3 separate regions of the Mus musculus genome follow, and all the other regions are linked to region 1. A link is a loop called in an ENCODE intact Hi-C map of the cell type or tissue named here. Cell type or tissue: gastrocnemius. All regions are shown on one strand.

Region 1 (8,000 bases):
CGGAAGAGCCACGGTGAATCACACAAACCTGTACCAGTATCACGTGTTACTAATTACAGTTAGGCTGCCGTCGCTTGGCCCCTTGTGGTAAGTTGGGCATGGAGCCAGCCACACCACCAGGAAGCCGTGTCCAGGCTGGTGCACACCTTGGAAAGCGTTTGGACCGCTACGGTCTGGGAAGTTCTTGTAAAGCCGTGATCAGAGCCTGAAGAGAAATTAAATGAGTTTATATAACCCTGAGCACTACCTGTCTCCCAGGGAGGGCTCGTCCCCCATGGCTTCGTTTCAGTGATGTATTGCTGTGTTGTACATTGCCCCAGAAGTGGGCCACTTAAGACAGCAAGCCATTTATCACCTCCAGCTGCTGTAGACTGGGAATCTGGGTGTGGCTCAGCGGCAGGTCTCCGCCCCAACCAAGATGGCCCCAGGGCAGCTGGTCTCTCTGGCTCTCTGTGTGGAAAGGTGGCAGCTCGTGAGCTCAGTCCGCACGGCTGTGGGCAGATGGCAGCTGCTCACAGGCTTCGTGGAAGATTTCAGTTCCTTGTCACGCAGGTCTCCTTTAAAGGAGAACCTCACGGCCTAGGAAGCTGGACTCGCCAGGAGCAAGAGCCAATGGCCAAGGGGGAAGCCACGCTCCCTCTGCCACCCAATCTCAGAAGGCACTGTTTCTGTCAGTTTCTATTCATCCCAAGGAGGTTACTGGGCTCGGCCCACCTCCCAAGGGAGAGGTTACACAGAGGCGGGAATAGGGGTTTCTGGAGCCATCCGAGAAACTGCATAGCATAAATAGATATAGGAGAAACTTGGGCGTGCGTGAGAGTATGTATGTGTGTGTGTGTTTTCCTCTGTGTCTATGCATGTATGTGGAGGCTAGAGATTAACCTTGGGTATCTCCCTCAATCATTCTCCACCTTATTTTTGTGAGGCAGAGCCTCTCCCTGAATCTGGAGCTCACTGCTTTAGGTAGGCTGGGAGCCCATATCTTTACTACTACTACTACTACTACTTTTTAAAATCTATTTATATGAGTACACTGTAACTGTCTTCAGACACCCCAGAAGAAGGCAACAGATCCCATTACAGATGGTTGTGAACCACCATGTGGTTGCTGGGAATTGAACTCAGGACCTCTGGAAGAGCAGACAGTGCTCTTAACCACTGAGCCATCTCTCCAGCCCCCATCTTCACCTCTCAAGTGCTGGTGTTACAGGCGTGTGCCGCAGCCAGCACTTTTTTGTGGGTTCAGTTCCTCATTCTTACATGACAAATGTTACTCTGTGTATGTATGCATGTATGCCTGCCTGCCTGCATGCATGCATGTGTGTATGTGTGCTTGTGTGCATTTATGTAAACTCTCTCTAGAAGTAGCTACAAAACTTGGCAACTTTAGTCATCTCCAGAGAAGAATGTGAACAACTTTCTGGCAAGATAGGAGTGACATGTTCCCCGCCCCCCCTTTCACGCTCCCCCCCCTCATCTGTTTTTAAGCCATTTAGAAAAACCTATGTTGATTTTTTTTTTTAATTTAATGAAATGGACTTCACCACTGTCTATTCAGTACTTGGCTGGGCTCCCCACTCCTAAATTGATTTTGCTAGCGTGACCTCCCACGGCCTCCGCACAGCATTGCCAGCTTCAGGTGTGTTCTTCTGTGTGTTAGGTCGTCAGAAGAACCTGAGTGACACACCACCACTTGCGCCCCAGTCTCCAGTCATACTCTTATACCCAGCTCCTGCTGGCAGCATCCTCCATCTGAATTGCCCACGGAGGGAAGAAAAGTGGCACGTTTTGGTCACTGGTCTCCACAGCTATGCATGGACTGTGGCAAGGAAGGACCAACAGGAGGCAGGCACAGAGTCTGCGGAAACCTGCTTTTTCCCTGACACTGAGTCTTCTTAATGATGGCCCGAAGGCCCCGGGGAAAATGTGTGTTTCTGATGAAAGAAACAGATCGTGGGGGTGGGTGTCGGGGGCAGGAGAGAAAGAATGACAGATGTTAAGAAATAGTGTTAAGGTTTCAGCTAGGACTACTCAGATTCTCTCTCTCTCTCTCTCTCTCTCTCTCTCTCTCTCTCTCTCTCTCTTACAAAAGACACACACACAGGTATGAGGCAGAACACTTATCACACAAGGGAGGAACTTGCTGGAGCACGTGGAGGCACCTTTTCTAGGTTTTATGGCTTGGCAATCAAGAGTTCTAGCTTTCTAGGCCTACTTCAGGAATGGGAAGGGGAGGGGAGAGTGGAAAGGCCAGAGATCAGCTGCTGGCTTTCAGTTTGACATAAGCTCTGTGAGCGGTGTGTGGTGTCTGCATGACACCGCCCCCACTGAGGGAGAGTCACCTACAGCCACTTCGATTGATCAGCTCAGGCCTCTGCTTCCCGAGACACTCGATGTGATGTCCTCCACCACAGCCCACTGTGAGAATCCTGAGCCCACACAGTATTCTCAAGAGTGCGGCTGGAATCTCAGCATTCAGGAAGCACAGGCTGGATTGATTGCAGCCTAACCCTGCAGCAGCAGTAGCAGACCTGGGCTATCCTCGGTGATCTCCATGTCTCCTAATGAGGTCTGCATAAAGTGCCATCCTGAGGAAGGCACCTGAGACATCCCACCCCAGGAGCTCTGTGGTCACACTCTAACCAGCTCTGGCCAGCTCTTTTGTCCCTTAGTTTTCTTCTACTCACCAGCAGCGTAGGGTCAGCTCCCGTATGTACGATTAGATGCTCTCCATAGGAAAGTCAAGGCTGAGAAGCTGGCTATGACTGGTAGGCTGGGCTAGTTCTTGGCTGAAGCAATCCAAGGACGGAAGGCGTTCTTTGGGCTCACAGTTTGAGGGTGATCAGGCTGGCTATCCTGTATCCTTGAGTGTGTGCCGGTTCCCCCTCAGGAGCCGTGGCAGGCATTGCTAATTGGTTACAGAAAAATCTCTCTAATGAGACCGGATCTCGGGGTGCTCCAGCCAGTCTTTAAGGCTGGCAATGGAGTAGAAGCCCTTGCTTCCTTGATCAGGCTGCCTATGGCTCTCATGTACCCTTGAGTGTGCTGATTCCTCCAGGGGCTGTGCCAGACATTGCTAATCAATTACAGAAAAATTTCTCTGATGAGACTGGACCAGGGTGCTCCAACCAGTCTTTACTTTGCTCCCTCAAAATCTTAGTGCATTCCCCGACGCGTGGAATTTAAGCTCTATCCTAGAACCTATTTCCTTAAGCTCATCCAGGGTTATGAAGGACATCCCTGAGCCCTTCACTGAGACTTGGGTTGGTTACCAGCATCTGACGGCTGTACCATTGATCCCTCATAGCAAGTCTTAACTCCTGAGCCATCTCTCCAGCCCATAGCTGGTCTTTCAGACAAGCATGGTTTGTTATCTTTTTAAACTGGCGAACGGGCTGTTGGCACGGGTCTTAGTCTCTGGCTGGTGGGGGACTTGCAGGAGCCGGCAGCCGATTTCCATTTCAATCAAGCAGAGAGCTGAGAGAGGCAGATCAAAAGAAAATGGAATTTGATCGAAAGCCATGGCTTCTAGTGCCACCTACCGGTACATCTTCACCTCGCTGCCCTTGCTGACCTGGAAGCCCTTTGTAGTTAGTTACCCAGCTGTCTAGTTTGGAAATATTCTCATACGCTCTCTAGAATTCTTTGTTTTTAACTCGCGGTGACATGATTCCGTGGGTAAAAGCCCCAAGTACTCGTGACATAGTGGCAGGAATCTCTGCTTGGTAAGCCTGGTTAAGCTCCCTGTACCAAGCATGGAGTTTCTCACGGTGTCCGATGAAGACCAGGCAGGCACTGCTTTGGAGCCCTGATAGCTTGCAGGGACAAGGAACAGGAGGAGCAAGGGTGTGTGTGTGTGTTTGTGTGTTGTCTACGGCTGGCAGTGATGGAGATGGAGACTGCCGCCAGGCGTGGAAGGAAGACAGCTTGAAGAAATCTTTAGGAAGTAAGACGATCACTAGGGGCAGCTGTCGGAGCCGGAAGCTACCACAGGCCACAGTTTTCCACGAGGGTTTAGCCACGTCCCAGTACAGAAGGTCACAGCTCGCTGACTCCTGTGTCAGATGAGGGTCACAGGAGCAGGAGGCTGCGCTCCATACCGGTGTCTTCCTGACCTTGAGGAAGTCACCCTGTCTCTGGGTCCTGTGGTTCCCTTTTGGCAAGGTAGGAGTAAGGATGCCCGTGAGGTGAGGAGGATTCCTTGCGGGGGTGGGGGCGGTAAAACTAAACCATTGAAGCTGGGACAGAGAAGAAGGAAGGATGCTCCACAGATACACAGTAGGTCCGCACATGAGGGGCACATGGAACATGCCTGTCCCCGCATGGCCAGCTTGACCCCTTGGCATCTGCAAACCTTACCACATTAGCAGTACCATGTCCCCTTCATAATTAATAAGTACCCCCACGGTCAGCTGTCTCTCCTCACAGTCTGAAACAGCAAGGAGAGCTCAGAACGCAGACAGCAGGGGCTTCTTTCCTCCCCAGGGCTATGGCCCTTTACCACCCCCAAAACTCCGTGTTCTAAACAGGAACTCCCTTATAGCTCCCCACCACCACACATCAAGAAGACAGTCCCCTCTTCTGTCACTTCTCTCCTCTCCTTCAATGTCCAGGCGTGACGGCATGTCCCCTGGGTTCATAAGAAGGTGGGGGAAGGGGAGGGCCACCGGCCCTGGGCAAAGAGGTTTGTGATGAATTGAACTCAACAGAAAAATTCATATTTCACTTTGTAGCGTGTGCTGTGGCCAAGGTCCTTCATGCCCCTCACCGGTGTGTCCCAGGTACCCTTTATGTGGCTCTGATTGTTAGTTTTTATTTGTTTGTTTGTCTCTTGTCAACTTGACACAAACCTCGACCCTACCTAGGAAAAGGAGAGCTTAATTAAGAAAAGGCCTCTATAAGATTAGCCTGTAGGCATGAGTGCCGGGGGGGGGGGGGGTCCCGCAGGGGCGCATTTTCTTGATTAATGATTGATTTGCAAAGTCCCTGCCCACTGTAGGTGGGGTGGGTCATCTCTGAGCAGGTGATCCTGGGTTCTGCAAGAAATCTCTGTCTTTTCAAACAGCCTCCCCTCCCCCTCACAGCTCCGGGGAACCTCCCAGCTGTTCCCTGATGTCTGTATCAACTCCCAGCACATTTAGCAGAATTCATTCCCATCTTAATCTGATTCCAGAAGATCAGAGTCTCAGGTCTGACAAAGATGAGTTTAGAACATCCTTCCATAAAACACAGACTTAGAAGATTGGTCCTCTGACCATGACCTTCAACAGATTGTGCCGATTTTCTACCTTATAGACAGAAATTCAGAGGATAAGCTATTTTTAGATCAACAGCTAGTCCCTACTATGTGATACAGGACCCTATCCTATCGGGGGAGAGAGACTAGTGTCATTAAGAACACATGCAGGCTATGGTGGTGTGTGCCTGTAATCCCAGCACTGGAGGTGTGGGGGGTGAGGCAGGAAGATCATGAGTTCAGGTCAAGCCTGGGCTACATAGTGACAACCCTCTCACACAGAGAAGTTGCTCTGATGTCACTTGAGCCCAGTGCCATGCCCAGGCTTTGCCACTCGACAGTGTCTTGTTCACCGTGGCGCGCATCCTCTCCACTAAAGTCTCCACTGATCCCTTATAAGATGGGATTGCAATGTGGCACAGACAGGTAACATCACGTGTCTGAGTAGGAATGTCCTTGGGATAATGGGTAGGGAAGAGGTGAATGTCGCTGGTAGGCTTAGCAGGAGCTCCATTGAACAGATGGGGAAACTGAGGCTCTGGAAGGGAACGTGGCTCACTCAGTAGCAGTCCGATTTAAGTAACAGACCCGGGCCACCTGTTGAGGGCAAAGCCCTTTCTCTCCAACCAAATGAGACTCCACAAGGCATCTGTCACAGTCCTTGTAGGCACACCTCACACCACCAGTGGGATGTTTTCAACACAGGAGAGATACTCAGGGCAGAGACAATGTCACCACCCATATCCAAGAGCAACAGGAAAACCAGTGGCTCCAAAAGCCAATGGCACACCCAAGTAGAGCAGGGACAGATAACCAAAGTGAACTGTCCCTAAGGCGTGTCCCCTGCACCCAGGCTAAGTCATGGAGTAGCTAGGCATACGCAGGCTTTGCACAGTGCTCACATACATCCGGTTTGTCGATTGTTCCCGGACTTCCTGCAATGCTTCTAGCTTTGTATTGGGAATGCATTCTTCATTGTGGAGCCCTTTGGGATTTGTGTCCCCTGGGTAAAAAAGTCCCAGTGTCAATGGTCAAAGGCATTACGTCTAACGGAGGAGGTGGTACCTATAAAGATGCACAACTTTCAGTGGTCTCCCGGAAAGGGAGGAACACCTAAGAGGGTTATAAATAGCCTAGAATCACAGGTCTGGAATGTTTCAAAGCCATGGTCCAGTCCATCACAGCCTCATTGTGTGGGAAAGAATAAACCTTTTCTCTTTGTAAGTTGGCCACGTAGGGCATTTGTCACAGTGATGGAAAACTGACTACCACAACGGCTTTTGGTGAAGGTTTCCAGAGGAAGTAACAGGGAAAGACCCCGGTTGTACCGCAAAGCCTTGGGAAATACTGGAAACACCAGCTTAGCATCAAAGGATGAGGACCATCTACAGTTACGGTCTACGGCAACCTACTTAAGTCAAAGCAAGAACCAGCCCTCTAGTCCAAAAGGCCACTTAAGCCTTGCTAACCCAGACTCAGGGAGGACCCAATTACTAAACCGGTGCCACAGCCCCCAAACCATCTCCTCTGGGCCATCATTTCTTGAATCCCATATGGGGAGCACATCCTTAAAAACTACATTTCCCAGGATCCCTAGGTTTAAACAATTGAAAATTCCAGCAGGAAATCAGAGTGGGAGAAAGGGAGGGCCCAAGGGTTTTCTTGTCTGTCTCTCAGGAGAACTGAACTTGACATCCGGTGCCAGGCAAGCCAACCCCAGGGCTTCTCGGGCCCCCTTCCCTTCGTCCTGCCTGATGGCTGGCCAAGGTACATCCAGAGTTTCCTTTTACTCCCCTGGCTTTCCAACCGTTCTCTAACTGTTCTGTTTTTCTACAGAACTACGTGGCATGAGTCTGGCTTCCCATCCGGAGCCTGCCTGATGCCATGCATAAAACGGCTTGCTCACATCACTCCAGGACCTTAGACAACTCAATTCAAATCAGCATTAAACATTTATATTTTTGCGCATCGAGAGAATTAGTCAGGAGTTGCCCTGCAAACATGAAAGACACCATTATTTAATTAGAATTAATATATGTAAATTACAGAAAATTAGGAAAAGGAACAACCCGAGTCAAAATGATTGTTTAATTAACTTATAATTCCGACACCCTGATACGACATCTCTATTGTTGATTTATTGTGTTTACTTCCATATTACTCTATTATGACATGGATTCTTTGCCATCAATTTAAAAAAAAAAAAGTCGACTGTACGAGATGATAGAAAATTGTGAGAAATTTCTAGACAGAGGAAATATGGGCATCTGTATAATTGAATTTCTTTACACATAAGCTGCATTTCCACGTGAAATTATATTCCGCTGCCACTCTTCCATGTCAATAACCACGCATCTATAGCAACAGGAAGCAGCAGAACCGAACCGTCTTCACTGCCCAGGCCAACCATGGCTTTGCCCCACAAAGGCCGGGTTGCTGGGGCATCAAGGGTTTGGCATGGTGACTCACACTGCTGTGGCAGATATCCTTGTGGGGAAGCTACCTGATTTCTTTGCATGGCAGTGGCACTGCTGGGCTGGGGAGCAGGCAGCTATGCACTATGATGGGGACACCTGAGAAATGCCGTGTTGGGTCTCACCATCACTAGAATGTGCCCATACAAATCTAGGTGGTCCAGCCTGCCTCCCACCTATCATTAAATCCATCACCAAAGATAGCTATCGACCCAGTCGAAACCACCCAAGGCTGCCATTGGCAACAACACAGCAGCCTGGCTTGGAGCAACTGGGGATTTTATACAAAT
Region 2 (8,000 bases), 160 kb before region 1:
TCACTAACATTGTTTCCTCTAATTGTATTTTATGCAAGAGCTCCGTGACTGTCCTCATCCAACCTGTCTCTGTCTCTGATAACTGATACACTGTCTCCCTGAGTGTACCCAACCTAATCAAAGGAGTTCAACTAAGTAGAACTATATGCATGTCATGTATGTATGTAAATGTATGTGTGTATGTATGTGTGTGAGTGTATGTGTGTATATATCTATGTGTATATGTGTATATGTATATGTCTGTGTATGCATGTGTGTGAGTATGTATGTGTCAGTGTATGTATGTATGTTTGTGAGTGTATGTATATGTGTATGTGTGTGTATGTGTGTGCATATATGTATGTGCATGTGTGTATGTGTGTGCATATATGTATGTGTGTGTTTGTATATGTATATGTTTGTGTATGTGTGCCTGTATGTATGTGTGTGTGAATGTGAGTGTATGGGTGTATATATGTATATTTGTGTATGTGTGTGCTTATATGTATGTATGTGTGTGTGTCTCGTGTATATGCACGTGTCAGTGTATGTGTGTATATGTGTCTGTGTATGTATATATGTGCATGTACATCTGTGTGTATGTGTGTGTATGCCTGTGTGAACATGTGTGTGTGCCCTTGTGTGTATGTCTGTATCTGTTCATGTTTCTTTATGTTTGTATATGTGTGTATGTGTCTGTGTGCATGTGTTTGTGTCTGTGTGTATCTGTATATGTGTGTGTTTGTGTGAGAGAGAGAGAGAGAGAGAGAGAGAGAGAGAAAGAGAGAGAGAATGTCTATGTGTGTACATGTGTGTTTGTGTGACATGAGACCCTGCCTGGCTTTTCTCATTCAGTACATTTTCAGTGGTTGTTTATACTGCATCTTGTCTGCCCCTCATCCCCTTTATGACTGCATGATACTCCACACTGCATGAACGTCCCATGCTTCATTCACACATTTATCTTCTGACACACACTTCATAGAGTGCTCCCTCCTGGTAAAACATTACTCAGATGATGACATAACTCTATTCAAATATTGCACATCTCAGTTCATTCAGAGAAAAAGCTGGAGTTCTTACCATGACCACTACAAAACCTTAAAGAGTTCTACTGCCATCTGCTATCCACCATCTACACTCTCTTAACCTCTGGACCTTCTGACCTCACCACTCCCGTTTCTCTATCTCTGTAACTAAGGGGCTATTAGGTGGAATGTCAAGGCCTCTTTCTTGTATTCATTCTCATTCTGTTATCCCCACTTTACAGATGGAGAAACTGAGGTTCCAGAGCAGGCAGTGGCTTATCCAAACATCCCCGAAGCATACAAATGCAGGAAGTCAGAGCCTCAGCCCAGCTGCCAGGCGTTTTCTGTGAAACTGCTCCCACCTGTGACAATCCAGAAGCTTAAAAGGAAACTTCTTCCCCAGAGATCAGCTCTAAGCCCAGGGGAGTCATAATAAAGATGAAGAAAAAAAGCTTCTTTTTTATTAAGAGCTTCCTCTGTGTGTCAAGCTTGCCTTACTGTGTGTCGAGTGCTTTCCAGATGTTTCCTCCCCAGGAAGGCAGGAAAGAGGATTGTCCCCTCATAGCTCATGGGGAGTAGAAGACACCAGGTTGCACAGTTCATCATGGACAGAGGTGGTATTTAAGGCTGGCTCCCACGGTACAAAGACACACCCTCCTAAAACCGTGGCCTCTCTAGTCCTACCCACACATGGGTTTGCCCAGTAACCTTCCTACACACAGCAGATCAAAGAGGGTGCTTACAGAGGCTGGAAAGGCAAATGTTGCACCAGCGCATACACCTGCCCTCTGCACGTGAGCAGCAGGAGACAGGGGAACCAGGCACAGGTAGGGGCAGGCTTTGGGAATCCTATGTGCCCTGTAAGGATAGCCCTGAGATGGACAGTGCCAGGGCCTTCCATCCCAAGAGCAGGCGATTCCGTCACTGGCAAACACATCACGGAAGCCCCACGCGAGTTGTGCCAGTTTCCGCTGGAGGAGATGAACTCAATTATCTGCCCGGTGACAAGCTTGGAAGTCTGCAGGCTGTGAGAGAGTAAGGAAACAATCCCCCAGCATGCACTGTGCCCAGGGCTGGCTCGGAGGGAGTAGAGAGAACCAGAAGACAGGGCTCACTGCCAGAACTGAATCTGTCTTCAACTTCCAGAGCTTGCTTTGATGCAAGAGCCTGGTAATCTCTGTGGCTTTTGAAATCACCGTAATCCTATCAAGCGGCATGTCCTGAGTGCGTACTGAGTGCACCAGGCTTTGCAGGGTGCACACACTAACTGGCTACGCATAAGTTAGTGTGGGAAAGTCTCCCTTCCATAGGAAAAATGCTGAGTTTGGGGTGATCCGTGCTTCACCCTAGTGTTAAATAATGGACATGAAGAGAGGTAGCCCAGCCTCAGGTCAGAGGTCATCTCCTGAGGATGCTCCCCACTTCGCACCAACACTAGAAGCAGGAACAGTCAGTCACTCCCTCCCAGACTCTCATCTCTGCATCTAGTTCCAGAAAAGGGCCAATGGAAGGAGAGTGACTGGAGGCAGAGTGTGGGGGGAGGCTGAAGAGAAGGGAATAGAAAATCCCAGCCCTTGGGGAGGTAAAGGGCACAGAGAACTTGGAACCGAGGTCCTTTTATTTAGAGGAGCCTTGTCACACTGCCCGCCAAGGTCTGCTGTGCAGTGCCAAAGATTAAAGATCATCTAGATGGAATTAAATCTACATTATGCAGGGTCTGTGGGGGTGAGGGAGGGGATGGCAGAACCCTTCCAGAGCCTGTGGGATGGGGTGTCGTGTGGAGGGACAGAATGACATGAGATGAGCATTTCTCTCCCCCAAACAACCAGTTGAAGAGGGGTCTAGGGTGAAGGTCTGAGCTCCATGAATCTCACCTCCAAGGTTTCCCTAAATGCTTCCCAGGAGTATCATCCAATGTATTCCAATCCCTTCCTAGTCATCTTGGATATTCCTGGTCTACAGGCATGTAGCCACAAAGTTCTCTCTCTCTCTCTCTCTCTCTCTCTCTCTCTCTCTCTCTCTCTCCCCTCATTAGGAATAGGAATTAACCTATGGATGGCTCAGCGGTTAAGAGCACTGACTGCTCTTCCAGAGGTTCTGAGTTCAAATCCTAGCAACTATGTGGTGGCTCACAACCATCTGTAATGGGATCTAGCACCCTCTTCTGGTGTATCTGAAGACAGCTACAACATATATATATATATGGATTTTATTATATATATAATAAAACCTTTAAAAAAACACACACACACACACACACACACACACAAGACATTTACAGTCACAAAAATTGTGGAAATGCCAAGTGTGGTGGTACATGCTTTTAATCCCATCACTTAGGAGGCAGAGGCAGGTGGATCTCTGTGAGTTCAAGGCCAGCCTGGTCCATGGAGGGAGTTTCAAGACAGTCAGGACTACACAGAGAAAAAGCACAACACAACAAAACACCCAAATTGTGGAAGGAGCATGGAAAATAGCCCAGGAGCACTCTTAGTAAACGCTTCGTGCGTTGCGTCTTCGTACCAGCTGGGTGGGGTGGTGTCTGTGTATCAAGTGCTGAATAAGTGGGCAGGTGGATCGCCCGTTCTCACTGACAGACTTGGGCCAATGGGAGACTTTGTCTCATTCAACAAAATGGGTGGTTCCCGGGGAACAACACACAAGGTTGACTTGGGGTCTCTATATGCGTGCGCACCACACGTGCATGCATACTGGCACCCTTACCTAGCATGCACCCACAGAAACGCACACACACACAGACACAGGTACACAGAAACACATATTCACACACACATCATGTTGGGGAATAGTCTTTACAATCACAAGGAATGAGTCACATCTGCTTACAAATGGTGTATGAACGCTATGATGCCATTTAAAACCCCCATAGAAACGAAAGCCCTAGACAGACACGGGTATCATCAAAGATGCTTCCGTGTAAGGAAGGGTAGATTCATTGGACGTTTTAAAGTATGTTTTCTAATTTATCAGCGATGCAGATGTGGTGCATGTTTTCAAGAGGAAAAACAGAGAACCTGTTCTTCAAGAGAAGAAGAAAGTGAATACTTTGGGGCTCATGAAATTTCTGCTGTATCTACCCTGGCTTAACTATGGTCCTTCCATTTTGTTTTTTTTTTTTTTTTAGCACCTTAGAAGGCATTATGCGAGCTCCACATGACCACTTGGTAAATGTACAGACAGGGAGGTCACCCAGATATCTGTGACCTTTGTTTGAACATGGAGCAGAGAAAGGAGAAGAGGTTGCCCTCCTGATTCCCAACAATTTCCCTTCCTTTCCCGAATTATGGGGATAGCCACGAAGCTGCCCTCCAGCTCCCAGAATCCTTCACATCGAAACCCCGCCCTCCAGCTCCCAGAATCCCTCACATCAAATCCTGCCCTTCAGTTCCCAGAAGCCTTCATGCAAAGTCCCTGTCAATCAGTGCTCACCAGGACCACAGCTCATCTTTCATTTTTTTAAACTTGCATCTGTATATGTGTGAGAATTTATTTGGGTGGGGTGAGGGGGTGGGGCACACATGTGCACATGCCTATGGAGGCCCTAGGTCAGCTGCAATTGAAATTCTTCAAGTGCTCCCTACCCCCGCCGCACCCCTCCCCCTCCCCATTTGTTTGTTTTGAGGTCTCTTGGTGACCTGAAAGTCACCAAGCAGGCTGAGCTGCCTGACTATCAAACCACTGGGATCCACCTGTTTCCACCTCCTTAGCAGTTGGGGTTGCGAGCCTGAGCCAGCTTTTTTAAAACATCGGTTTCTGGGAATGGGACTCAGGTTCGAAAGCTTGCCAGGCAAGCACCTCACCAACTAAGCTGGTTAACGATGATCTAGGAAGACCATCTTTGCAGGGAGTCGGGAGAGGGAAGAACGAACAAATCAGTAACCAGGACTACGGACTTGGAGTTCAAATCCCCATCTGCCTTAGATGACGCCTTTCCCTGCCCGAGTGAGAATTCCCAGCTGAGGAAAATTCCTATTCTAAGTTCAAATCTCACCCCTCCTTAGGTTGAAGAATTGACCTTGGGGAAGCCACTTCAGCCGTCTTTTTATCATTATCCTCATTAAAGGGATCCTGTTTTTGTTTTTAATGGTGTGTGTGTGTGTCTGAGTGTGTGTATGTGTTCTGTGTATGTTCAGGTACCCAGGAAGGTTAAAAGAGGGTGTCAGATGCCCCGGAACTAGGGTCACACATGGTGGCCAGCCTAATCATAACCATATTTTCCTATCCTCTGAAGCGTTAACTCCAAGTGAAGACTTTTGAAGTGGGATCTAACACTCCCTGGACTTCCACAGAAATCAGAGTATCTCACCACAGATGGATACCTGGCTAAAAGCCAGATCAGCAACACACGGGTTTGCTGAACTTGCTGGACTTGGAGATGGATGCTCTAATATTCAATGAATATGAAAATGGCCTTAATAAATTCATCTTAAATGTACTCAGTGAACACACACTCCTTGGCAGCACTGTAAGCCCCATTTGTCGGAAGCTAAATATTGCGGGAGGCTGTTTTAGCCTTTGTACGACTGCTTGCTCCTGGAGAATATCTTAAACAGGATATTGGATGTAATTAAAACACCTTGAATAATTTCATCATAAAAGTATTCAAAACATATAAAGTTACTGAGTATTATCGCTGAGCACATTAGTAGTGCGTTCTGATGGATCCTTGTCACTGACTTTATTTAAAAAAAAAAAAAAGAGTATATGTCTTAGTCGTTAACGTTTGATAAGAATTGTCCTTAAAATCGGGTTCTGAAAAAATAGGCAAATTTAGCGAACTTGATGGATTGATCAGTGGCATTTTGAGTCCCTAGGGAACTATGATGGAATGGTTTTTTGATGGACTGGCAAATTCTCTCATGATGACTACAGTGTCCCCCGTGGAGACTTGAGGAACTGCAGCCAGATTCATCTCTGGTAGACTTCTGGAGAGCCTGGACCCTTCAGCGCTGTGGAGCACCCCACCTGTTCAAGCTCCTGAAGATGACGGCCCACATTTTAAGATGAGCCTTCCTCTTCGGGCTGCTCAACATAAACGGCATTTTATGCCACAGATGTACACGTGATAGACTAAGCCGGAACGCAAGCACACAGCTCCGAGTTTGAATCCTAGTTATGGCTGTGTGATCTTGGGCAACTGGCACTACATCTCTGAGCTTTTTTTGCTTGCTTGTTTCTCCTTCTGAGGAAAAAAAAATGAGTAAAACCGAGTCCCATTATAAGAATTGGGTCAAAGATTACACGAAGCGCTGAGACACAGGAAGAACTCTGCATCCGGTAGTCTGGGTCACCACTCTAGTGCCGCTATCATCTGAGAAATTCTCCTCTAGTTTTAGGAAAGTACCTTCATGTCTCCAGCTCTACGCTTAATGGCTATAAATGCTACATAGTAGACATTCTTCTAGATCCTTCCATGGCTCTCAAAGAGAGCAGCAGAGACCCCAAAGGGTGCCTGCTACACGATCAAATTTCGACAACTCGACTAAGGCGCTGTTTTCGCTCTCCTGTCCTCTATCACACAGAGGAACTCTCCAGAGATTGTGTGACCCGTGAGACCCACAGGAGAATGCAGGTTGGAGCAATTGGGAGAATCCTGGCATCTTCCTTTTATTGGTGTTCAAATGACTTGGAAAGGTATATACATTGCTCTCCTTCATTTATATTTTGATTTGTGGAAATAAAATTTTTCATAAAAAATATGTCAATGTTAGCATTTTGTGGGTCTCCTGTTTTAAATAAAATGCACCTTTCAAATTTCTGGTGTGGTTGGTCCATACACCAGCACAGATGCACTCTTGGCGGTAGTTAGGAGTGTTTAAGACTGAAAGATGTCTGGAGATCAGTAAGCATGAAAACTGCTGGATTAGACTAGATTAGAATATTTTATAGAGTCCAGCCTAAGCTTGTCTTTGCTGTTGTTGAGACAAGGTCTTGCTATAGAGATGGTCTTAGCTAACGTAAGATTCTCTATGTATATAGGTTGGCCTTGATCTACCTGTCCCCGTGTCTGCCTCCTGAGTGCTTAGATGTATATTATAATATATATGTATATATATGTATATTATAATATATATGTATATATCTCACATCTCTATCCATTCCTCCATTCCTGGAGACCTAGGCTGTTTCCATAACTTAGTTGTTGACGTCATGCTGCAGTAAGCATTGCTGGGTAAATGTCTCTGTTCTGTGTTGACTTGGAGTCTTGGGTGAACCCCTAGGAGTGATATGTGGGTCCTATGGTAGATGGACTCTTTTTTTCTGAGAAACTCTCCTACATTATCCATAAGGGCCAGACTGATGATTCTTCCCTTTCGTCCACATTTTAACCTCACCAGAATTTGATGATGATGATAATTTTTAATGTATGTGAGAATAGTCGCTCTCTTCAGACACACCAGAAGACATTTGGATTTCATTACAGATGGTTGTGAGCCACCATGTGGTTGCTGGGTGTTGATCTCAGGACCTCTGGAAGAGCAATCAGTGCTCTTAACCACTGAGCCATCTCTCTGTCCCCTTCTTCTTTTCTTTCTTTCTTCCTTTCTTCTTTCCTTCCTTCCTTCCTTCCTTCCTTCCTTCCTTCCTTCCTTTCCTTCCTTTCCTTCCTTCCTTCCTTCCTTCCTTCCTTCCTTCCTTCCTTCTTTCTTTCTTTCTTTCTTTTTTTTTAAGATTTATTTTATTTATATGAGTATACTGTAGCTGTCTTCAGACACACCAGAAAAGGGCATCGGATCTCATTACAGATGGTTGTGAGCCACCATGTGGTTTCTGGGAATTGAACTCAGGACCTTTGAAAGAGCAGTCAGTGCCCTTAACTGCTGAGCCATCTCTCTAGCCCCCCCCCCCCCTTCTTATTTTCTTAATGGCTGACATCCTGACTGTGGTAAGATGGACTCTCCATGCAGTTTTGCTCTCCATGACTCTGACAGTGAAGGAGGCCACAGATTTATTTATTTAAGCTGTTCATTC
Region 3 (8,000 bases), 310 kb before region 1:
TCTAACGTGGAAAAGTACAAGATAAATAACAGTGCAATCCCATACTTTGAATATAAACATCAATATATATGAGACAAGATCTTATTATGTTTCTCTGCCTGGTTCTGAACTCCGTATGTAGACCAGGCTGTCCTCAAACTATCAGAGATCTGCCTGCCTCTGCTTCCTGCAAGCTGAGATTAAAAGTGAATGATTTCATACCAATTGGCTTGATGCATTAAAATAAATAAACAAACAAACAAACAAACAAACTGTATCTTTACCCCTCTCTTGAAAAATTTTAAATTGTACTTTAAAGCTTTTGTGATTTCCCCCATACACAGGGGTTTCATGGAATTTTCTTTCCTGGTTACAGATGGATTTCAGGAGCACAGTCTTCCAATTCATTGTGCGAATGCATTAAAGTGAAACATAAAACCACGGTGACCTTTTTAACCTACGAGGATGATTCTCTGGTTCACCTGTGTTATAATTGAATTCTTTAGCTTTTACCCATTGACATTTAAACTGATCCTAGATGTTCAAAATTAGAAAAATGTTTTCGGGGAGTGTCTTAGTGTCCAGGCCTTTGCGCACATCTATCTGTAAGACCTTGTACTGTGGCTATGCATCGATGCGTGTAACTGAGAATGGAGGGCCAGGGAGATGGCTCAGCAGTTAATGGGACATTCCACCAGCCTGATGACCTGAGTTTTACCCCAGAATCCACATGGTGGAAGGGGAGAACAGACACCTGCAGTTATCCCATGACCTCCACACATGCATCATATGCCTGTGTCCACACACATCACACACACAACACACATAACACACAACACACATAACACATATGCACAACACACACAACATACAACACACATACCACAACATGCAACACACACAACACATGCACAACATACAACACACACCACAACATGCAACACACAACACACACTACACACAACACAATGCATATACAACATACAACACATGCCACACACAACACACAAAACACACAACATACAACACACACAGCACACATAACACACAACATACAACACACTCTACACACAACACACACATACACACAACACACAAGAGAGGCAGAGAGACAAAGAGAGAGACAGACAGACAGAACAATGTGTGAAGAAGAGTCAGTAGCTTAGACAGCACTGTCTTTCTTACAGTTTGTACAACTTAGGTGTCTGAGTCCTCTGCTCTGGGGTATCCCTCAAAGCCAACGTGTAGATGCAGGTCTCATTGGGAGACTCGAGTTGGGGAGAACCTGCTTTTCAGTTCTTGTAGATGGCGGTTGGCAGGATTCAGTTCCTGCAGCCTGAGGGGCTGTGGTTTAAGCTGGTTGGTAGTTGTTCACCTGAGGCTTCCTGAAGTTCCGTGGCGTGTGTGTTTCTACACGGGTCAGCTCACAGATGTCAGCTGTCTTCATTAAAGCCAGCGTGAGTTAAGGGTCAACCCCTGAGTGAAAAGAAGTTAAAAATCTCACATTTACAGATGCCACTGTGCAGTCTGGCTTCTCTGTCGACAGAAGGTTCAGAGCAGGTCCCGTCTGGCTTGACCTTGAGGGAACGGCGGCATGTCAGAGTGAGCTCCAACAGGAGCAACCTATTATCAGAAACTCCATGGCTGAGTACAGAGCTGCTTTTAATAGTTTTGAGACAGGGGCTCATGTGGACCAGGGTGGCTTTGAACTCACTGTGTGGTGGAGGCTGCCCCTGAGCTTATGATTCTCCTTCCTGTCTTCACCTCCTGAATACTGAAGTTTGGGATTTTCTGGGAATTTAAAATTCATTAGATAAAAGTTCTGATGATGGCTGTATAATATTTACATCTAACTATGGTTCTGTAAAATACTCCTTATTGTATGCATTCATTTGTTCATTCTCCAGCCTGGGTTAGATATGATGAATTGTCTGTTTTATGGCTGACTTTTAAAAGATATAATTTCTTCATATATTCACACAAAACATTCATGTGTTTTTCTAATGGATTAATGTTTTCATTTATTGTCCTTACTTCTCTCTGTTCAGTCTGATGTAAAAACATTTAAATTAGGAGGTACAGTGTAATTTCCATCTATGTACACATATGTCTAATATGTCTACATATTATATATACACATAATATATATAATATGTGTATATAATTATTAACATTTTCACACTTTCTTCCTTTTTCACTTTCTGAAATACTTTAAAGAAATTCCTAGAAACCCTGTTGTTTTGTGCACTTTTTGTTGTTGTTGTTTTTTGGGTTTTGTTTTGTTTTGTTTTGGTTTGGTTTGGTTTGTTTTTCGAGACAGGGTTTCTCTGTATAGCCCTGGCTGTCCTGGCACTCTCCAAAGATCAGGCTGGCCTCAAACTCAGAAATCCGCCTGCCTCTGCCTCCCGAGTGCTGGGATTAAAGGCATGCGCCACCACGCCCGGCATTTTGTGCACTTTTAAAATTCATTTTAAAGAATCTCTGTCATTGTCTTTGACCGATGGTTTTCTTCTCATGTAACTAAAGGTGTTTATAGGTGTCACTTGGCTTCTGAATGCAGAGTTATCTGGTCCTATAATAAGTCTGATATATGAGATCCTCATTTGCGTTGACATGTCCAAGTTGGCCACAGCTTTGGTTCGATCCCCGTAATGAGTGCGCATGTGCAGTCTTGTGTACCCCCTCAAATGCCACACAGCCTTGTTAGCTGGGTTGGGGAGGCCAGTGCTGCAATCTCTATCAGGAGTGTCTCTCAAAGGCCCGCGTGTTTGGTTTGGGTTCGCAGATTGGCACTCCTGGGAGGCGGAAGGTCTTTGAACCCAAACAAGCCTTTCTACTCTTGCATGGTGGTACAGAGTGGCTAGGAAACCTAGGCAGCAAGTGAGATCTAAGATGGGAATCTGCATGCAGAAACTCTGAGGTCAGGTGGCGTTTAAACGTGCAAAGGAAGAGAAGCAGGACTGGATAGAGGGGGGAGTAGAGCTTTGGTGGAGCCTCAGCACAGCCCACAGATAGCTGGCGAATGCTTCAGAATGGTCTCTTTGTCCGGGCAAGGAGATGGTCTTGTGCCCGTCAATCACCAGATGTTGGTAGCTGCAGGAAGGAGCCTCTGTGTTAGACATAGTCCCCGACTACTCCACTGGTGGTTAAGTGCTGCCTGCCTGCCTGCTGGGTGTGATCTACAGGCTGAGGGAGGATCTAAGCGGGCTGTCCTTTGTGATTTGAGTGGGAAGTGGCCCCCAAGGTACATGGATGTGTTTGAATTGCTCTCCAGCAGGTGGAGCTGTTCTGAACGGGTCGTAGAACTCTCAGCCGGTAGAACAGGGCTGGAGGAAGTTGTTAGGTGCGGGCAGGCCTGGGGTTTCATAGTCTGGGCTCATTTCTTGTGCTTCCTGACTGCAGAGGCCATGTGAACTGTCTCCTCAAACTCCTGCCTCTAAGCCTTAACCTCCGTGGTGAACTGTAGTCCCTCTAACTGTGAGCCAAATAACAATGTTTCCTCCCTTTAAGTAGTTTTCTATTGGCTGTTTGGTCTCTGCAATAAAAATAAATAAATAAATAAATAAATAAATAAATAAATAAATAAATAAATATGTGTTTGTGAAGCAGAATCTGCAACCTCGGTTAGAAATTTCAAAGTTTTTGGAGTTTGTTGTTTGTTTCTCTCTAATAAATGAGCCATCAATGTTCAGAAATCATGTTTATCTTTCAAAAAACTGAAAACCCAGTACATTTTATTCAAAGTTGCTAATTTTTTTTTTTTTACTCACTTGGTTTGTTAGAAGATGTTAACATTTATTCTAATAAAATTATGCTTTGGCTATTTTTTCCTGGCATCTTCCCATTTATAAAATGCCTCTCGCAGCTGTGACAGTCACTGCCTAAATACAGTATTTTATCTTCATTACGGGTTGAATTTCCTGCTTCTGCAAAATGCTCGCTTTGAACAGTCTTCCCACTTGCTTTGAATTTTATATCCATTGATATTTTTCATTTTTGTCTTATCTATCTTTAGCTGTACCCTATTTTCTACCATTTCCTATCATTTCCGAGCCAAATCTGTTAAAAGAAGTGCATAACAGATTTGTAATTTTGTGTTTGACCTACAACGGAGAACACAGGCTGGTGTGCTAGTGATGGTGTTTAACCCCCTTCCCGATGACAACCAGAGCCAATTTAATGTCTTGTTTTTTGTGAACATCAGTTTTCAGATTGTTAAAATATTTACCCCATCTCCTATTTATGGTTATGTGAGCTATATAGTTATTTTGATCTCCTATTTATGGTTATGTGAGCTATAGTTATTTTGATTAATCTCATACTTGGAGGCTGTACATTGTTGAATATTTTTCAGGATGTACTCATGTAAGAAGTTAGCGTTTGCACTGTTATATCATTTTAATTTATGCATGTATGTGCTTTTCTTTGTGTGTGTGCATGTGAAGGCAGTACCCACGGAGGCCAGAAGAGGGCACCAGACCCCTCCCCCAAACCGGAGTTCTAATAATCAGCACCAGCTGATGTGGGAGCTGGGAATTAGACTCTGGTCCTCTGCAAGAGCAGCAAAACTTTGAACTGTGGAACCTCTCTCCAGCCCCTGTATTTTAAAAATGCAGACTATGTTTCTATTAATTACTAGTGGATTTTTTAAAATATAAATCTCAGATCACATTTTCTCCTCAAAGCTACATTTTTGTTTATGCTATAGAGGGAAGGTTTATGGCTTGTTGGTTTCTTGGCAGTAGCTCCCCCCACCACTTGGTTGATAAAGTCTCTTGTCACTGAGCCTAAAAGAATTCACCAACACAACACAACAGCCTGTTCTCACTTTTGCCTGAAACTTGCTGCATCTGTTTGATTGGCTGGTAGATTTGTCTAGAACAGCAAAGTTTTCATCATCAGTTCTTATGTATTTCTTCCTTGTTACACACATGTCCCCATGGCTCTTCTGTGTATATTTCCTGTCACATGCATGTCCCCGTGGCTCTTCTTTCCCTGTTTCATGTCTGTATCCTGAGTGCATGGAGATTTTTCATAAGCATTCATACAACCTGCTCTTCAGAGCCTCTACTGTACTGTTAGGGTTTCTTTCACTCGCTTTGTAGGGGCAAGAGCTCCTGTGACGCTGGGGCTCAAACACAGGGCATTGTGAATGTGGGGCTGGGCAGGTGCTCTCCCATGGAGCATCCTTCCCAACTCTGCAAGTTTAATTTTAGTTTGCACAACATTGTTTCCATTTCTGGGACAGTCCTCAGGTTTCATTGCTCCCTAGTCTGATGATATCATCTAGTTTATCTAGTTTTATAGATACAGTACTTTCTTAACTGATGAGTGTGTGTGTACACATGTGTGCATGTGTACATGCATGTATGTGGGGATCAGAGATTGATATCCTTTGTTTTCCTAGACTGTATTTATTAAGGTAGGGCTTCTTGCTGAACCCAGAGCTCAACCAATTTATGGCGATAACCCCCTTGCCCTGGGGACTTCCTTCCCCATCTCCTGAGCAACAGAACTCCAGGCACCATGGCTGCCCTGCTTTCACGTGGCATCTGGGGACCAAACGCTGGTCCCCACGGCTGTGTGTAACTGCCTTATCCATGGAGCCATCTCTCCAGCCCCCTTTGTCCCCAATCACAAATGCTTCTAAACTTTTCTTCTCAAGGTAGCTGTCCTATTGAGCCTTTCTCATCTTCTCCAAGCATTTAGGACGGTTTTAACTGCTTCCTCGTGCTTACAGAGCCTGCTCCCTGCTTCTCGTACATCAGTGGCCCATACGGCTTGTCAGAAGAATTTAGTAGATCTTTGATTGGCTATTCCAGTCCAGGGGAAAGAGAAAGCTGATTGTATTGTAATTTTCCTCTCCCCTTTCAGAGATTCAGCTGCTCGGAGAGATAAGAAAGGTGTCCAGACTCAAAGCTATTTTTGGCGCCTGTGTGAGAGGTTTCCTTTTATTCTTTGTGGGAAGCCAGATGTGGCCTCTGCATTTGGTCAGCGAGAGCCCCCGCCATGTCTCCAGTACTCACTCCAGCAGCCTCTGCAGATCACCGCCTTAGGCTCCTCCTGCTGTGACTATTTGCTCCTATTTCAATTTCCACGATACCTGTGGGCTCCAAAACTGTCACTCAGTGAGTTTGTAATGTGCACCGGTTCCTCTGGCAGCTGCTTCCAGATCCAGCCAGGGTCTCCTCTCATAGCACCAGGGGCCATTGTTCTGAGCATATGGTGGCTCCCAGCTAAACCCAGACCTCCATCCATGCTCAGCCTGTCAGCCCTGTATGCTGACAATACTTTCTGTGTTTCTCTGGACATTAACCTTGTCCTGGATCCCAGCAGAAGTGGTGTCAGCAGTTGGATACAGGAACAAGACAATCCCCTCACTGGCTATCTTGGCAGATATTTGGGGACTAGAAAAGGAGAGTGACATGTGACACCCATGGGTTCATTTTGAGAGGTGCCCAGGGGAAAACTGAGGTTAATGGAGAAGGGACAGCTGGGTGCAGAAGAGATTGGTGGAGGGGTGGTGGGGGGGAGGAGAGAAGAAAGGAGACATAGGACAGAAGGCAGAAGGGGTCCTACCAAATGGTCCACGGTATCCATGTGCACCTCACAGTGCCAACTGTGGGGTGAGCCACATGTCCCGCAAGGAATTCTAGGTGAATTCCTTACTAGTCTTCCTCGTTCCTACTCCTGCAATCTTCTGTGAAAAGGAGAGGGGACAAGGGATTTTTGCCACTTTTTAAAAATTAATTATTTTATTTATTTACATTCCAGCCTTCGCCCCAACCCCCACAGTTCCTCATCCAATTTCCCCTTCCCCTTGCCTCTGAGAGGGTGCTCTTCTTCTCCCCCGCCCCCCGCCCCCACCCCTGTAGTATCCTCCTTCCCTGGGGCCTCAAGTTTCTCAAGGATTAGGCACATCTTCTCCCACTGAGGCCAGACTAGGCAGTTCCTTGATATATCTATGTGCCTGGGGCTGCAGACCAGCCCATGGATGCTGCCTGGTTGGAGTCTCATTTTGAAAAGATCAGAAATTGCTTGGGACTGGGCTGACAGTAGCTGTGGACTAGGTATCAGAGGCAGGTGGAGATCACCGCCCCCTGCTGGTCAAAACCAGAAACGACCCCTTTCCTTACACATACTGTTTTTTTTGCATTGGTTCTTGAGCAAGTGGCTTGTCTTGTTTCGTTCAGAAGGTGGAAGCTGGATAGTGGAGGATGGAGTGGGTCAAGGATGGGGGAGGAGGGAGTGGGAGAGCAAAGGAGGAGGAGGAGGAGGAGGAGGAGGAGGAGGAGGAGGAGGAGGAGGAGGAGGGAGAGGAATGGAAGGATAAATTACTACCCAGAATGCAAAATGGTAAGCCATACGAAGGTGGAAATGTCACAGGAGTTAAGGCCCATTATCAGAAAATAGATTTTCCTGTCCACGATGCAAAACAGATAGTGGGAGGGGGCTTGTAGGTGGGGTTGAACCAGAGGCTGAGAGACACAGGAAAGATAGGGCTTTCCCTGCCTTGATAATGAAGGCTGGATTTCTGTTGAATTTTTTATGGATGTCTGTATGCCTCCTCATCGTATTACAGTTCGGATGAAAGATTATCCCCAGACTGCTAAGGAAAATAGATCTCTGAAAATCAAGATCGCACTGCCAAGGGCCACCTTATCACATGGAATTTCTTTATGGGTCAGTCTGGTTGATGTATCTGTGTGTGTGTGCACTGTGGGTATCTGTTAGGCCTTGCAGACTTGATCACTATGGGAACAGCTGGCTAATATATGTGGTACCGGAGAATGGGGATTGTGGGGTGGGCGGAGCATCTCTATGCGAATGTGGAGTGGGCGGAGCATCTCTAACAGTTGCTAAAGTGGAGGGATAAGAAGATGCGGGAACCCGCTGCGTTGAAGCACTCAGGCTCTGTCTAAGCCCAGACCTAAAAGCCTGAAATGCCTGGACTCTATTTCTCTCTGTCGTTTTTTTAGGTCCGTGAACTTGGGTTAACTGTAGGCCCGTTATGAATCTCA

Evidence for each region. A loop is a pair of places that touch in the nucleus more often than their neighbours do. Peaks named below come from ENCODE experiments on the same cell type or tissue, not always from the same donor. Only the 100,000 strongest peaks of a DNase experiment are listed, where the experiment ranks them.
Region 2: it touches region 1 in a loop (2.6-fold over the local background); 12 of 42 quality-filtered maps call a loop at or near these places.
Region 3: it touches region 1 in a loop (5-fold over the local background); 7 of 42 quality-filtered maps call a loop at or near these places.

The regions. Positions count from the first base shown.
Region 1 is chr5:116,227,504-116,235,503 of GRCm38, reverse strand. All of the region lies in intron 1 of Ccdc60 (coiled-coil domain containing 60), which reads left to right. Gm36502 (a long non-coding RNA gene) reads right to left here and starts at 3,434. Exons shown (of 4, transcript XR_001784946.1): 1 at 2,688-3,434; 2 at 29-205. In gastrocnemius, a CTCF peak has its summit at 3,545 (motif pointing left); DNase peaks (open chromatin) are centred at 158, 388 and 3,491.
Region 2 is chr5:116,384,128-116,392,127 of GRCm38, reverse strand. No RefSeq gene overlaps it. Among named protein-coding and RNA genes, the nearest start is that of Gm36841, 19 kb to the left of the region's middle. In gastrocnemius, a CTCF peak has its summit at 3,174 (motif pointing left); DNase peaks (open chromatin) are centred at 2,077, 2,572, 5,302 and 5,922.
Region 3 is chr5:116,537,775-116,545,774 of GRCm38, reverse strand. All of the region lies in intron 1 of Srrm4 (serine/arginine repetitive matrix 4), which reads left to right. Among named protein-coding and RNA genes, the nearest start is that of Srrm4, 50 kb to the left of the region's middle. In gastrocnemius, CTCF peaks have their summits at 3,241 (motif pointing right), 4,430 (motif pointing right) and 7,079 (motif pointing left); DNase peaks (open chromatin) are centred at 4,463 and 7,075.